2 separate regions of the Homo sapiens genome follow, and region 2 is linked to region 1. The links are chromatin contacts, found by Hi-C or POLR2A ChIA-PET in ENCODE. All regions are on one chromosome and are shown on one strand. The core of a region is the stretch at or near the end of the contact, and the rest is flanking DNA. Distances in the headings are between cores, read along the strand shown. Region 1 holds the start of FAM174C (family with sequence similarity 174 member C). Region 2 holds the start of PIAS4 (protein inhibitor of activated STAT 4).

What was found. A loop is a pair of places that touch in the nucleus more often than their neighbours do. ChIA-PET counts read pairs that join two places held with the same protein, here RNA polymerase II (POLR2A). Pooled maps may share reads with other maps.
Region 2: a loop to region 1 is called in a pooled map, with 8 times the contacts of the local background. The contact joins the promoter of PIAS4 here to the promoter of FAM174C in region 1. A Hi-C loop is called at or near these places in 1 of 50 pooled maps. POLR2A ChIA-PET finds 5 or more read pairs at or near these places in 2 of 52 experiments (CD4-positive, alpha-beta T cell and WTC11).

The regions. Positions count from the first base shown.
Region 1 is chr19:1,270,752-1,276,997 of GRCh38, reverse strand. FAM174C (family with sequence similarity 174 member C) reads right to left here and starts at 1,468. Exons shown (of 3, transcript NM_017914.4): 1 at 1,168-1,468. The coding sequence starts at 1,448. It overlaps CIRBP (cold inducible RNA binding protein), which reads right to left. Exons shown (of 6, transcript NM_001300829.2): 2 at 5,962-6,070; 3 at 5,752-5,858; 4 at 5,531-5,669; 5 at 5,366-5,447; 6 at 2,188-5,017. The coding sequence starts at 6,064. The coding sequence ends at 4,555. RefSeq lists an enhancer at 359-438 and silencers at 999-1,068, 1,399-1,768, 1,779-1,838, 1,737-1,961, 3,328-3,511.
Region 2 is chr19:4,005,250-4,011,752 of GRCh38, reverse strand. PIAS4 (protein inhibitor of activated STAT 4) reads right to left here and starts at 4,017. Exons shown (of 11, transcript NM_015897.4): 1 at 3,966-4,017. The coding sequence starts at 3,992. RefSeq lists silencers at 3,864-3,923, 3,954-4,253 and enhancers at 3,209-4,099, 4,454-4,583, 4,100-4,991.

The sequences.
Region 1 (6,246 bases), core at 219-2,718:
GACAGTAAGAAGACATGTGCCCTACCAGGCCCTCCCATCTCCCCTGCGCCAGGACCCCAGGAGAGGCACGCTGATGTCACTCCCATTGCACTGATGAAAAGACTGAGGCTCACACAGGGGTGAGACTTTGCCAAAGACAACAGAATGGAAGCCTGTCTCAGGGCCAAGCCCCTGGTGGCCCCAGCAGCCCGGGAGGCAGGGAGGGCGCGGCATACAGGCAGGGGAGAGCGCGCAGCAGGTGCTTCCACAGGAAGAGGTGTGGAGCACAGGGGAGGCTCTGCACAGGGCCCATAAAAAGCAGCATGGCGGAGTGCAGGTGCTCACATCTATAATGCCAGCACTTTGGGAGGCCAACGAAAAAGGATCACTTGAGCCCAGGAGTTCAGACCAGCGCGGGTAACATGGCGAGACCCCATCGCTACAATAAAAACTTATAAAAAATAAAAAGCGGCTTGACTTTGCCAGGGTGGTGATGGGGAGGGATAAGGTCCTCGCTGTGTCTCTCCCACCCGGGAGAAGCAGCCACACTGGGTAGTCAGGAGCCCAGAGGAGACTGGAGCCACAGGCCAGGGAAGCCGGGGTGGCCTGAACACGCAGAAGCCCCTCCTGCCCAGGGGCTGCCTACAGCTGGAGACCCCCGCGAGGGTCTGGGGACGCAGCTGCACCTCCCGGGCTGTGGGAGCACCCAAGGCGGGCACGTGGCCGACCCTGGCGACGAACCAGCTTCAGTGGGTAGAAGCAGAAAGGAAAATATCGGGACCCCACGGAAAGGCCTGGCGGCAGGCGGGAAGATGAGAACGAGGACGGGCATCCGGCGACAAGGAGCCAAGGAGGCCCCCTCGCCCCGCCAGGGCCTGACCCCTGCCCGGCATGCTCCGGCTTCAGTGGCCCCACCTGGGAAACGGGCAGCGTCACCCCCGAGTTAAGAGGCGGCGCGCTGGGCACCTCCAACCCCAGGCGCAGGCTGGAGAGCGGGTGAGTCCCGTGGCCCCTGCACCGCCCACACCACGTGACGACCCCGCACAGCACCGCCCACGCCCACTCCAACAGGGAGAGAGGGAGGGAGGGAGGGAGGGAGGGGAGGACCCCGCGGCCCGGCACGTGACGCACTAGGCGCGCGCTAATTGGCCAAGGCTGAGAGACGGCGCCCACGTGCGCCTGACGCACCTAAACGCCCGGATCAGGAAGTAGAGCGCGGTCAGGCCGCAGAAGCCCAGGATCACGTAGAAGGAGCGCGTCAGCGCCGAGCCCGACGCCCCCGGCGGACGCGTGTGCGTGCTGTTGTGTGGCGCGCCCGGCTGGCTCCCGTTCGTCACGGCCGGCGGCGGCGACAACGTGACCTGCGCGGGGCGCAGCGGCGAGGCCTCTTCGGCACCGCACGGCAGCGCCGCCAGCAGCAGCGCCAGCAGGAGCAGCAGCAGCGGCGGCTGCAGCACGCGCGGCCCCATGGCCCGGCGGAAGCGGTGGCGGCGCCCCGCCCCTATGCGCGCTGTCAGTCAGGCGCGCGGAGGTGATGCCAGCCAATGGGGCGCGGAGGCGGAGCTTGACGCCGGGCCCCGCCTCCGCCTGGTGAGCCCCGGCGCTACCCACAGTGCCCCGCGCGCCCGCCGCGGAACTTGCTTCGTCGAACCGCTCCAAGGGATCAGGACGGAGGCCCGGAGCCCGCCCGTGGGAGTCCCGGCAAGGCGCAGCCGGCAGAGCCCAGAACTGCCAGCCCAGCGTGGGGGGTCGCGGCTTCCGAGGAAATCGGGCTGGCAGCGGGGAGACGGGGCGGACCCCGACTTCAGGACCTCGGGCCGCTCATTCCCACCCACTTCGGGGCGACCCCCGCCACTCCTGCCCCGGCCTCACGGACACTGAGAACGCGTCGGCCACGTCCAGGGCCCAGGAAGGTGGCGCCCCGCTCCCAAGCCTGCTACAGGGAACCCGGGACTCGGCCCAAGACGGGGCCTGACAGCGGCTGCGCGGCCGCCGCTCCCTCGAAGCCGAGTGCGCCTCAGATCCCGCGAGACTGGAGTCTCCGCGCTGCGAACCCCCTCAGTGGCGAGCCCCCCGCGGTCACTGCTCGGACAATGACCCTTGCAGTCTTCCCTGTCGGGTCCTACTCGTGCGCTGAACCGAGGTCCGCAGGCTTTTCTTCCAGTGGCCCCGCTCCGCCGACAGACCCCCCTGAACCACAGACTCGGCTTTCTGGGTGCACACGTGGCCCTTTATTCGAATCCGACTTTCACAGGGCTCCACATCGTTGTGGGCAAGGACTGGCCGCCCCGTAAGCTGCCGGCGCACCGCAGCCCGTGCTCCAGGAGAGACTCGAGGCCCTGAGCCCGCACCTCACTGGCGAAGCGCCTCCTGGAAGGAGGAGGAAGGGAGGGAGAACAGGCGCGGGCTCCAGGCGGGGGACCCGGCGCTCCCGGGAGGCGCTGCCCTGCACCCAACACACACCGAAAGGCGCCCGCCATGGGGCCATAGGTGCGGGAGAGCAGGACTCACTGAAACGCCCAGGTGCCGCCCGGGACAGGGCTCAGCGCCACATGCCACTCTTCCCGAAAGCACTTACAGGGGACAAGCCTCCTGGGCAAGCGGCTGCCTCCAGCTCTTGTTCCAGGTGAAGTCCCTCCTGGGACAGTGACCCCAGAGGTCATCGCTGCTCTCAGGCCACCCTTCCCCGAGTCCTGGCCGGGCCCCTTCAACCTGCCAAAGCAAAGCAGCGTTACTCCCAACGTCCTCCACAGGGCTCACAGCTGCCCCTCCCGGCCTCCCCGGAAACAGCCACAGCCCCTAGGAAGGTCTCAGGCTAGTCAGGGGGCTGTGACCTCAGGCTCCGTCACAGGCCAGCATGCCCAGGGCGGGTCTGCACCTTGGCGCAGCTGGAGCCAGCTACCCGTATGGGATGGAGCTATGTGGGCCAGTGTGGGCTCTAGAAAAAAACTAATGGCGGCAACAGACATCAGAGAAAGCTAAGTTAAGAGTGTGACTTAAAGAGGTCTGGAAAAGACGGTCAATTGAGCAAAAAATCCAAAAGGCGGGGGCGTTCACTGGTCTTCAATCCTGCTTAAGGGATTTCATCTATGAGCCAGGCATGACTGGGCCCAGGCTGCACCTGGCTGCACGTGGGGAGCGTAATGGCTGGGCCTGACTTTAGTTCCAGCTTAATTGAAAAAAACAAAAACAAAGTTAAAAAAAAAAGGAAAAACAAAAAACAGTCACAGGAACATTCCCCGGGCACATGACTTTCAGTGAGCTCTCAACAAGAGGGATGTGGACACGAGCGGAAGGAGTTACCTCGAATTACAGGGCTATTTCCACATATGAGCTAGCCAAGGGAGCAGCTTGCGTCTCAGAGGGTTCTGTTGGGCGCACAACACTTCTGTCCTCCGAGGGCTGCAGCTTCCATAGGCTAGCAGAGAATGCTCAGAACTCGTGAAGCAACAGCAGAACTAGCTAACCGGCTGGCCGTCTGAGGTCGCCCTGGGATGCCACGTGCCTCTGCTCTCTGGCCTGCTTCTAGACTGAGGCAGTCCAGGTCAGCGTCAGGTGCACGTCCACTGTCCCTGCTAAGCTGCCCGCACAGTCCAGCCCTCTGGCCACCACTGCCAGAAGCCTCCCAGGGCTGCCCTGAGGCCTGAGCTGCCCGCTCCCGTCCCCCGCCTGGCTCCCCTACCCTGACCAGCGCCAGTCTGCTGGGCCTCCCTTTCTAGCTCTGCAGGCCCCAGGGAAGGCTTGCAGACCCGCTGCTTCTCCACCTTCTCTCTCTGCTCAGGTCTGGCTGCAGGAGCCCGCAGCAAGGAGTGTGTGGTGCAATGCAAGGGAATTGTCAGAGCAAGGTTCATTTCACACGGTCTTTTAATCGGCTTCGTAAAGCCAAAGAAAACTGCGTACAAGAATTCCTCAGCCACTGCAAATACAACATCGATGGAGTATGCGTACGTCTTCCAGTAAAAAAGGACAATATAAATAAACATCTTCAAGAACCTCTCAGGGACGTCTGCACGTCTACTGTGGGGCGCACAGCACAGATGGACGCAGGGGCTGGGGCTCCAGGGCAGTTGCTGCCACACCCGCCGGGGTCCTACCACACTACACTCAGAAACGTCACACGGAGTTGGAAAAAAGCCACAGCTTGCTCAGCTTCCGACAAAGAGCGGATTCACAGTCCGTTCGATCTCAGAGAAGTGAGTGGGGCACCCACTTCATGGGGCCAACCCCACTAAAAAAAAAAAGGCAACGCAACCAAAAACTAAAACAAAAACCAAAAACCCACACAACCCCCGATTTTTTTGAAAACTCATGGCTCGTGGTCAAAAAAGTAAATGCTTTTCAAAATGTTTTGAAAACCCTCAAAAAAAAACAGCACTTCCTTAAAAAGAAAAGTCTAGTAACGAGGCCATCCCGGCGTCAGAAGCGGTCAGGCTGGGTTTGACAAGATCAGAACCGAAATGACTACGAAAGTGGGAATACAAGGAGGTGCATTTACTACACATTAACGTTCAGCGAAGCTCCCACAATCTTTAAACACACAGCCATTGGAAGGACGATCTTGAGCAGGAAGGGTTTTTACTCGTTGTGTGTAGCTGAGGACAAGAAGCAGGCACAGTGTAAAGGCACCGAAGCAACAAGAGGCAGCTTCACCCCAGAGGCCAGACCAGGGCGCGGCCTGCGGCCGGGGAGCAACCACCCCCCACAGCCGAGGGAGGCTGGCCTGCGGCCACACATGCACCTAGCTGACTGCCCAGCGGGCCCTCGCTCTCCCTTGCCTTTTTGGTCAGTCTCATTTGGCTTTTGCGTCCTGCGATAGAAATGGCTCTGAGAGGACAGATGCGCCTCTTCTGGGCAAGCACAGTGACAAGGTCTGAGTGTCCAGCCTAAAGTGCTTGGAGAGGGCACCAAGGTGAACCGAGCTCCCACCGCAGGCCACAGCAGCGTGGCGCCCTCGGAGTGTGACTTACCGTAACTGTCATAACTGTCTCTGTAGGACCCGCCCGAGCTCCGGTCACTGTAGCCACCACTCTGACTCCGGCTGCAAGACAGACAAACGTTGAGTACCGGAAGGTACCCGTCTACTTCTGCTCTGCCACAACAGGCTGAGCCGCCAGCCCCCATGCCAGCCGTCCCTTCTGGGGACACAACAAGGACCCCAGCAGGGCAGCATCTTGGAAATTGTTCAAAATCTCCACCAGCCTGTCCCCCAGGCCCTCCCGCTTCTGCGAATGTCCTGAGCAGTCTCCTCTCCTCTTGGCCTGGGTCCCCACCTGCCTCTGCTCCTTGCCCAGCCAGTCTCATCTCAGCTCCCCCAGGGACCTGGGACCCGGGACGGAAGCTGGCCATCCCGCAACCACCCCTGTGCTTGGGCCGGCCTCCCCCTCACCTGCTATAGTAGTCTCTGGAGCCTCCGTAGCCCCCACTCCTGGACTCGAACCGGTTCCCCCCATAGCCTCGGTCCCCTCCTCCTGCACATACAGGAAAAAGTGAGTACCAGCTCCCACCAGCAGTACCTCACAGCATCCCCAAGGGACCCACTCATGGCACTCACCTCTAGAGAACCCACGGCCCCGTCCTCGGCCCCCACGGAAGAAGCCCCGGCCCCCGGCAGAGCCACCACGGTACCCACGGGATCGGTTGTCTGACGACTTGCCTGCCTGGTCTACTCGGATCTGCCGTCCATCTACAGACTGGAGACAGAGGGCGGGACGGGTTAGCAGGTGGGTGCCCCATCCTCGAGACGGGACTCCTGCTCAGCACCCTGATCCTCACCTTCCCATTCATGGCCATCATGGCATCCTTAGCGTCGTCAATGTTCTCAAAGGTGACAAACCCAAATCCCCGAGATCTCTGGGTCTCCCTGTCTTTCACAACCACCACTGTGCAGGGGAGAGAGGTCTGCAGTCAGCACCCAGCTGTACTTCCAGGTAGGAGGAGCACAAGCCCCCCCGCCCAGGGCCGCGGGCCCAGCAGCAGCCTCACCTTCAGAGATCTGTCCGTACTTTGAGAAGACCTGCTCCAGCGACTGCTCATTGGTGTCAAAACTCAGCCCTCCAACAAAAAGTTTGCCTTCATCTGATGCCATGGCGGCCTGTGGCAGACACCAATGAAATCCTCAACAGGGGTCATCTCTCACCACCTCTCCCCGCTTCCTATTTTATGTAAATGACATGTGTTTTTTAGGGGAAATATTAGAAAATCAGATTTTTATTTTTCATTATCTCAAACTCATACCTAGGACTTATTTTTTTGGGGTCGGGGGCAGTG
Region 2 (6,503 bases), core at 2,768-5,267, 2.7 Mb before region 1:
CTCCACACCCCACACACCTCCACACCCCACACACCTCCACACCCCACACACCTCCACACCCCACACACCTCCACACCCCCCACACCTCCACACCAAACACACCTCCACACCAAACACACCTCCACACGTTGCCCTGAGTCCCTGGGGGACCGGTCCAAGGGGAAGATAGCAGCCACAGGGGCTGTTGCAGGACCTGGGTCAAAGCGACAAATGAGGCTTGGCAGGACCTGGCCCTCATCGCCTGGCCGGGCCTCTCCAGCGAAATAAAAACCAAACAGCAGAGCCCAGCTGACCCTGGTGTTTGAGGTGGGGTAGACTGGCAGTGGCCTGACCTCCATGAGGGGTAGGACCCTGAAGGGGAAGGAAGGCTCCTCAACAGGCTGCAGAAGCCAGGTGTCCTCGAGGGATGGGCTGGCAGGGTTTCAGGGCCACCCACCCTTAGCCCTGAAGCTGGCCTGGGATGAATGAGATGTGGTGGGAAACAGTAGCTTCCAGGAGGAATGGGGAGAAAGCTCAAGCGTCAAGGGTGTTAAGGAAAGCTGGCGGGTACCCGAAGAAACCAATAAACCATTCAAACTCCACTCGAAAGACCCTGAGGGTCGAAGCCAGAGGCAGTCCCAGTGGGGTATGTAAACTGCAGCCTCCGTGCCAGGAGGCGCTGAGGTTTCCGGCTCCTGGCTGCCCCAGGGTGAGACCAGGAGCCTAGCCGCACATTTCAGCACCAAAGCTGCAGCAGCCGGGGCCCACTGTCGGGTCCTCATCTGTCAGCTCTGATTTCTTCCAGCTGTATCGGGCCAGGGTCCTGTTGGAGACGGAGAGGCTGTCCAGGCTCAAAATGACAGGGACACACGTGCAGGCGGCCCAGCCCTGCCCAAAGAGCCTCGGGAGAAGCCTCTTCCCATATCAGGGCTGCGGGGCCCCGTGACTGTAAAGAATCGGGATGCCAGCGTCTTGCTCCCTACCAGGCACCAGCAAGGCCTGTGTCGCTAATTTCACAATGAGGACACCCATCGTGTAGGTGAGGAAACCGAGGCTCACAGAGGGAAGAGGCTGGCCCAGAGCCTCCCTAGTACATGCGTGGGACTGGCATCGGCCCCTCGGCCTCTGGCCTCCCAAGGGTGTTCCCGTCTGCTGCCCGGGGGACCCTCACTCACCAGCACACTGGCTATGGGGACCTGCATGGTCTGCTGGGCCTGAGAGTCAGGGATGCTTTGAAAACAAAAATGCCTCATCTCCCTTGGCCTGACTTCCTACCTTGTGCAGAAAACAAAAAGGCTTGCAGACAAGATGTTTCTTCTGGAAGTGGCCCAAAGCCTTAGCAGGGAGAGACGATGTCATGTGGACACTTCACACTGGCAGACTGGCCGAAGGCAGGTGGGCTGGGGAACCTGCTGACATCCTCGCACCCCGGGAGCCCCTGCCCCACCCAGGCTGGACAGTGGAGCCGCAGCTCCCGCTTCCCGGAGCACACCCCTTAGGTGGCCATATGTTCACGACTCAGATTTCCCAGCAGCTGCCACCTCGGAGGAGCCTGCCCTTGACACTGGAGGGAGTGCGGGGGGGACAAGCATTCAGGAAGAAGCCCCAAATGCCCCAAGATCACTTCCTGCCCTGGCTTCAAGCTGACCTGCTTGCCGTCAGAGCTGTGTTTATAAACAGTGCCAGGCCCCGGCAGCTTCCAGAGTTTCAACTCCAGGCTTGCCTGGAAGTCGCATGGGGAGACATCAGCCGAGACACAGCAGCTGCGCTGAACCTTTCCTCCAGCATAGGCCCCTCAGAGCACCGGGGGTAGCTCAGGAAGGCGCCTCTCTCCAGGAAAGCGGAGATCTGTGCGAAACGCTGTGGACTATTTCAGGGAGCTCACAGACACCCCTGCCCCAAACCCGCCTGCAGGCCTCAAGCTGAGAGTCTCAGATTTCAAAGTTCACCAACAAACCCCCAACATTCGCCCCTCCGAGCAGTCTGTGATGCACCCCAAAAGACAGAATCTGCAGCCATGAATATGACAGGCTGGGGAAGGCCCCTGTAAAGAAGGGGATGTTTCAATGACATTTAAGGTACTTGGAGAGGTAGCAACAGACTCAAGGAGAAAGAAGGTTCCCCAGGGTCCAGGCCCCCTTGAATGGAGGCTCACGGTTTAGAGAACCTGAAAGAAGGGTCAACTTGATTTAATTGGGGTGGGGGGGGGCCCAGCCACCAGAGGGTTAAGGAAAGTTCATCAGATCATATTTCAAGGCCTGGATGGTACAAAAGAGTGCAGACCCTGCCCTCAGCCAGGGTGGGGGTTGGGGTCCAGGGTCACAGCTCCAAGCCCCGAAACGGGAGGTTACATTTCAGGACTCCAGGACACTTCAAGCCCAGAGCCTGCCACTTTGGGTTTACAGAGTTCAGGCCTCCACATCTCCAGGGCGAGTCTCCACTTTTCAAAACTCTAGAGAGGAGCAGAAGTGTGCGCAGGGGTGTAGGGTTGGGAGGCGAAGAGAGGTATATGCTATAATCACAGAGCCCTGAGTGCTGTGTTTTCAGATCCCAGGGGGTAATGTGAGAGGACCGAGAAGAAGATACGTACAGGTCAGGACCGTGGGGAGGGAAGATGTGAAAGGGGATGGGGGAGGGAGAGGTCCCCTAACCTCCCCGGAAGCCGTGGCCTTGCGGGCACTTCTAAGGGTTTTAGACCCTCAGCTCTAGGTAGGCACCTACAAGAAGGTACATCCCCTGGAATGGGGATACTCTGAGCTCAATCCCAGGATGATTAAAAGTGGTTCCAAGCTAGGAGATGGTATCTATGGGACATGGGACCTGGACAGGACCCAAAGTATAATAGAGCAGCAGCAACAGTTGTTCTAAAGAGGCCAGCCTTGGACCCAGTGGGGACCCTCCAGAGATCAACAAAAGAGAATAGGCAGAAAGAGAGGGGACCTTAGAAACCAAAGTTGGGGTGCATAAAAGTTCTGGGGGCTGTGTAGGGGGAGGGTGGGTGTCTGACCTAAGAAGTAGACTCGCTCAAGAGCAGAAAATAGGAGAAGCAGCCAAGGTTTGAGGACAGTATCTGATGCTGCACAGGTGAGGTTTAGAGCCCCCTGAAGCAGAATCAGTAGCCTCAGATTCTGTCCCGAGAGGAACGAGGTAGGACCAAAGCACAGTCCAGGATTTAAGATTAAAAAAAGGAGAATAAAGAAGGTCTGTGACCAAGAAGAGTGGTCCGAACTCCATCCTATGGGGAGGGAAAGGGAGGGCCCAGCCTTCCCCCAAGCGCCCACTCCGGCGTGTGAGAGACGGTGTCGGGAAGGGGGCGGGGTTCTGGGACCAATGCAGGAGCTGAAGAGGGGCTCAAGACCGAGCCTGAACTCCAGACCCCAAGAGGACGTGCCGTGTCTTGGGGGTGGTCTCAGGGCCCTGACTCCTCCACCTGGACGGTGGCAGGACACTATCCAGGACTCGGGGGACCCTTCCGAGCAGGAGACTCGCAAACCCCAGCCTGGCCTGTTGGGCGGGGACGAGACCCAGATAGCAGTCCTGGGAGCCCTGTGGGCGGGGAGGCGCAGACACTCCCCCCAACACACCAGCCAAAAAGCAAGGACCCCGGCTCGGAACCAAGAGGGCAACGAGTAGCTCAACACGTCCCGCATCCCGGCGGGACGGTGCCTCAACCGGGAGGCGCGGCCCTGGCCTGGCGCTCAGGGACCGGGACCCTAAGGGCTCGGGCTGGGTGGGGGGACCCTGCCTGAAGCCGGGGGAGCGACCCCCGGCGCGAAGACCTGGGTGAGGCAGGAGGGCCCCGCCCCCGGCCTCCCCGCCCCCCGCCCTCACCCTGAGACCGGGGGTCGGGGTCTGGGGGCCGGGACGGCGAGCCGCGGGCCGGCCGCGCTGTGGGGCCCCGGACAGAAGGCGCAGACCTCGACCTGCGGCCCGGCCCCCGCCCTCTCGCCCACTTGCCCCGGCCGGCGCCGCCACCGCTCACTCACTTTGGCCTCCACCAGCTCCGCCGCCATCTTGGTCACCAGCGTCCCCCGCGCCGGGAGCCCCCAGCCGTCGCGTCACGTGACCGCTCACCACTCGCGGGCGGGGCCGCCGCCCGGGCCAATTAGCACCCGCGCGCGCTCCTCCCGCCGCCGGTGCGCGCTGCTGCCTCCTGCGCAGGCGCGCGCGGCCACCGCCCGGGCCTCCGGCCAATCAGGTCCGTCCTACACCAGCGCCCCCCCCCCCGCTCGCGGCGACCACGCCTACCCCGGCGGCGCCTGACTCCTTAAAGTGGTACTAGCCCTGCGCAGGTGGGGACGGGTGCTCGGTTTCCTCTAGGGAGGGAAGGCGAGAGGGGGCGGTGGCAGCGACAACAATGCAGCTAGGTGCCGTGGCTTCCTGCGCGCGGCGGCCGCCAGGTGCGTCTCCAGACTCCCGGCGGCGTCGGGCAGGGGATGGTTGCTCCGCCGCAACGGCCGCCAGTGCGTACAGTGAGGCGCCTTGCAGCGCAGCGCGGTGCAGGCTCCACGGGCCCAGACACCCCGCGCGCTGCACATCCGGGTCCTGGTGTGCAGATGGGGCGTGGGCTCGGCAACCAGCTGGCTGGGGGCGCCCGGCGGAGAAAAGCGGGACCCCTGCTCCCAAATTCCTTGGAGATCGTACAGCCCTCACCTCTTTGCAGGCGCCCCCCCCATCCTGCCTCCCCACCCATGGGAAACCTTGGATCTGCACCAGTTGGGACCTCTTCTCCAAAGCGCTCCTTGGCTTTGGAGCTAAGTGGCTTCGTGCCCGTAGAAGTGGATTTCAAACTTCAATAATCAAGTATTTTAGTGCAATTTATTTTTTATTTTTATTTTTGTAGAGACGAGGATCTCATTATGTTATCCAGGGTGGTCTCGAATGTCTGGGCTTAAATGATCCTTCTGTCTGGGCCTCCCACAGTGCTGGGATTACAGGCGCGAGTCACCACACCTGGCTAGTCCAACACTTTAAACATAAAAAAATCAGTGCAAAAGAGTCCATGATGGATGAAATACCAAATTGTTATTTATTTATTTATTTTCGAGACGGAGTTTTACTCTTGTTGCCCAGGCTGGAGTGCAATGGCGCGATCTCAGCTCACTGCAACCTCCATCTCCCGGGTTCAAGGGATTCTCCTGCCTCAGCCTCCCAAGTAGGTGGGATTACAGGCGACTGCCACCACGCCCAGCTAATTTTTTTTTTGGCCAGGCTTTTCTGCAACCCCTGACCTCAAGTGATCTGCCCGCTTCAACCTCCCAAAGTACTAGGATTACAGGCATGAGCCATCATGCCCAGCCTTTTTTTTTTTTTTTTTTGAGAGCCTTGCTGTGTTGCCCAGGCTGGAGTGCAATGGAGCGATCTCCACTCACTGCAACCTCTGCCTCCTGGGTTCAAGCGATTCCCCTGCCTCAGCCTCCCGAGTAGCTGGGATTACAGGTATGCACCACCATACCCAGCTAATTTTTTTTTTTTTAGACGGAGTCTTGCTTTGTCACCAGGCTGGAGTGCAGTGGCGCCAGGCTGGAGTGCAGTGGCGCAATTTCGGCTCAGTGCATCCTCTGCCTCCCGGGTTCAAGTGATTCTCCTGCCTCAGCCTCCCGAGTAGCTGGGACTACAGGTGGGCACCACCACGCTCAGCTGATTTTTGTATTTTTAGTAGAGATGGAGTTTCACTGTGTTGGTCAGGTTGGTCTATGAACTCCTGACCTCAGGTGATCCACCGGCCTCGGCCTCGCAAAGTGCTGGGATCATGGGTGTTAGCCACCGCACCCGGCCTGAAATACCAAAATTTTAAGTAAAGAGCCAGACGTAGGAGTGTGCGCCTGTGGTCCCAGCTACTTAGGAGGCTGAGGCAGGAGGATCGCTTGAGCCCAGGAGTTGGAGGCTGCAGTGAGCTTTGATCATGCCACTACACTCCAGCCTGGGCGACAAAATTATAGGAGGCGGTTGTTTTAGACTAAACTCTTGTGCTAGGCACCAAGACACAGGAATAAACAAAATGCAGCTAGTCACACTCAGATTCTAAGTCACAATGACGAAGCTAAGTTGTTATCTGACCTTTGGGAAAACCAGGAGGGAGCCCTATCAGCCCATTTTCTCTTTTATTTTATTTTCTCTCTTTCTTTCTCTCTCTCTCTCTCTCTCTCTCTCCCTTTCTTTCCAGGAGGAGTCTCACATTTGTCGCCTAGGCTGGAATGCAATGGCGCAATCTCGGCTCACTGCAACCTCTGCCTTCCAGGTTCAAGCGATTCTCCTGCCTCAGCCTCCTGAGTAGCTGGAATTACAGGTGCCCGCCACCACACCCGGCTAATTTTTTTGTATTTTTAGTAGAGACGGGGTTTCGCCATGTTGGCCAGACTAGTCGAGAACTACTGACCTTAGATGATCCGGCCAACCAATTTTCCAAACAGGCCAGTTTCAGCCTTCAGTGGCCAATGTCCTAAAATTCCCTCTGCTTAATTTCTTTAATCCTTACACAAAAAAACTAGCCTGGCCGGGTGTGGTGGCTCACGCCTGTAATC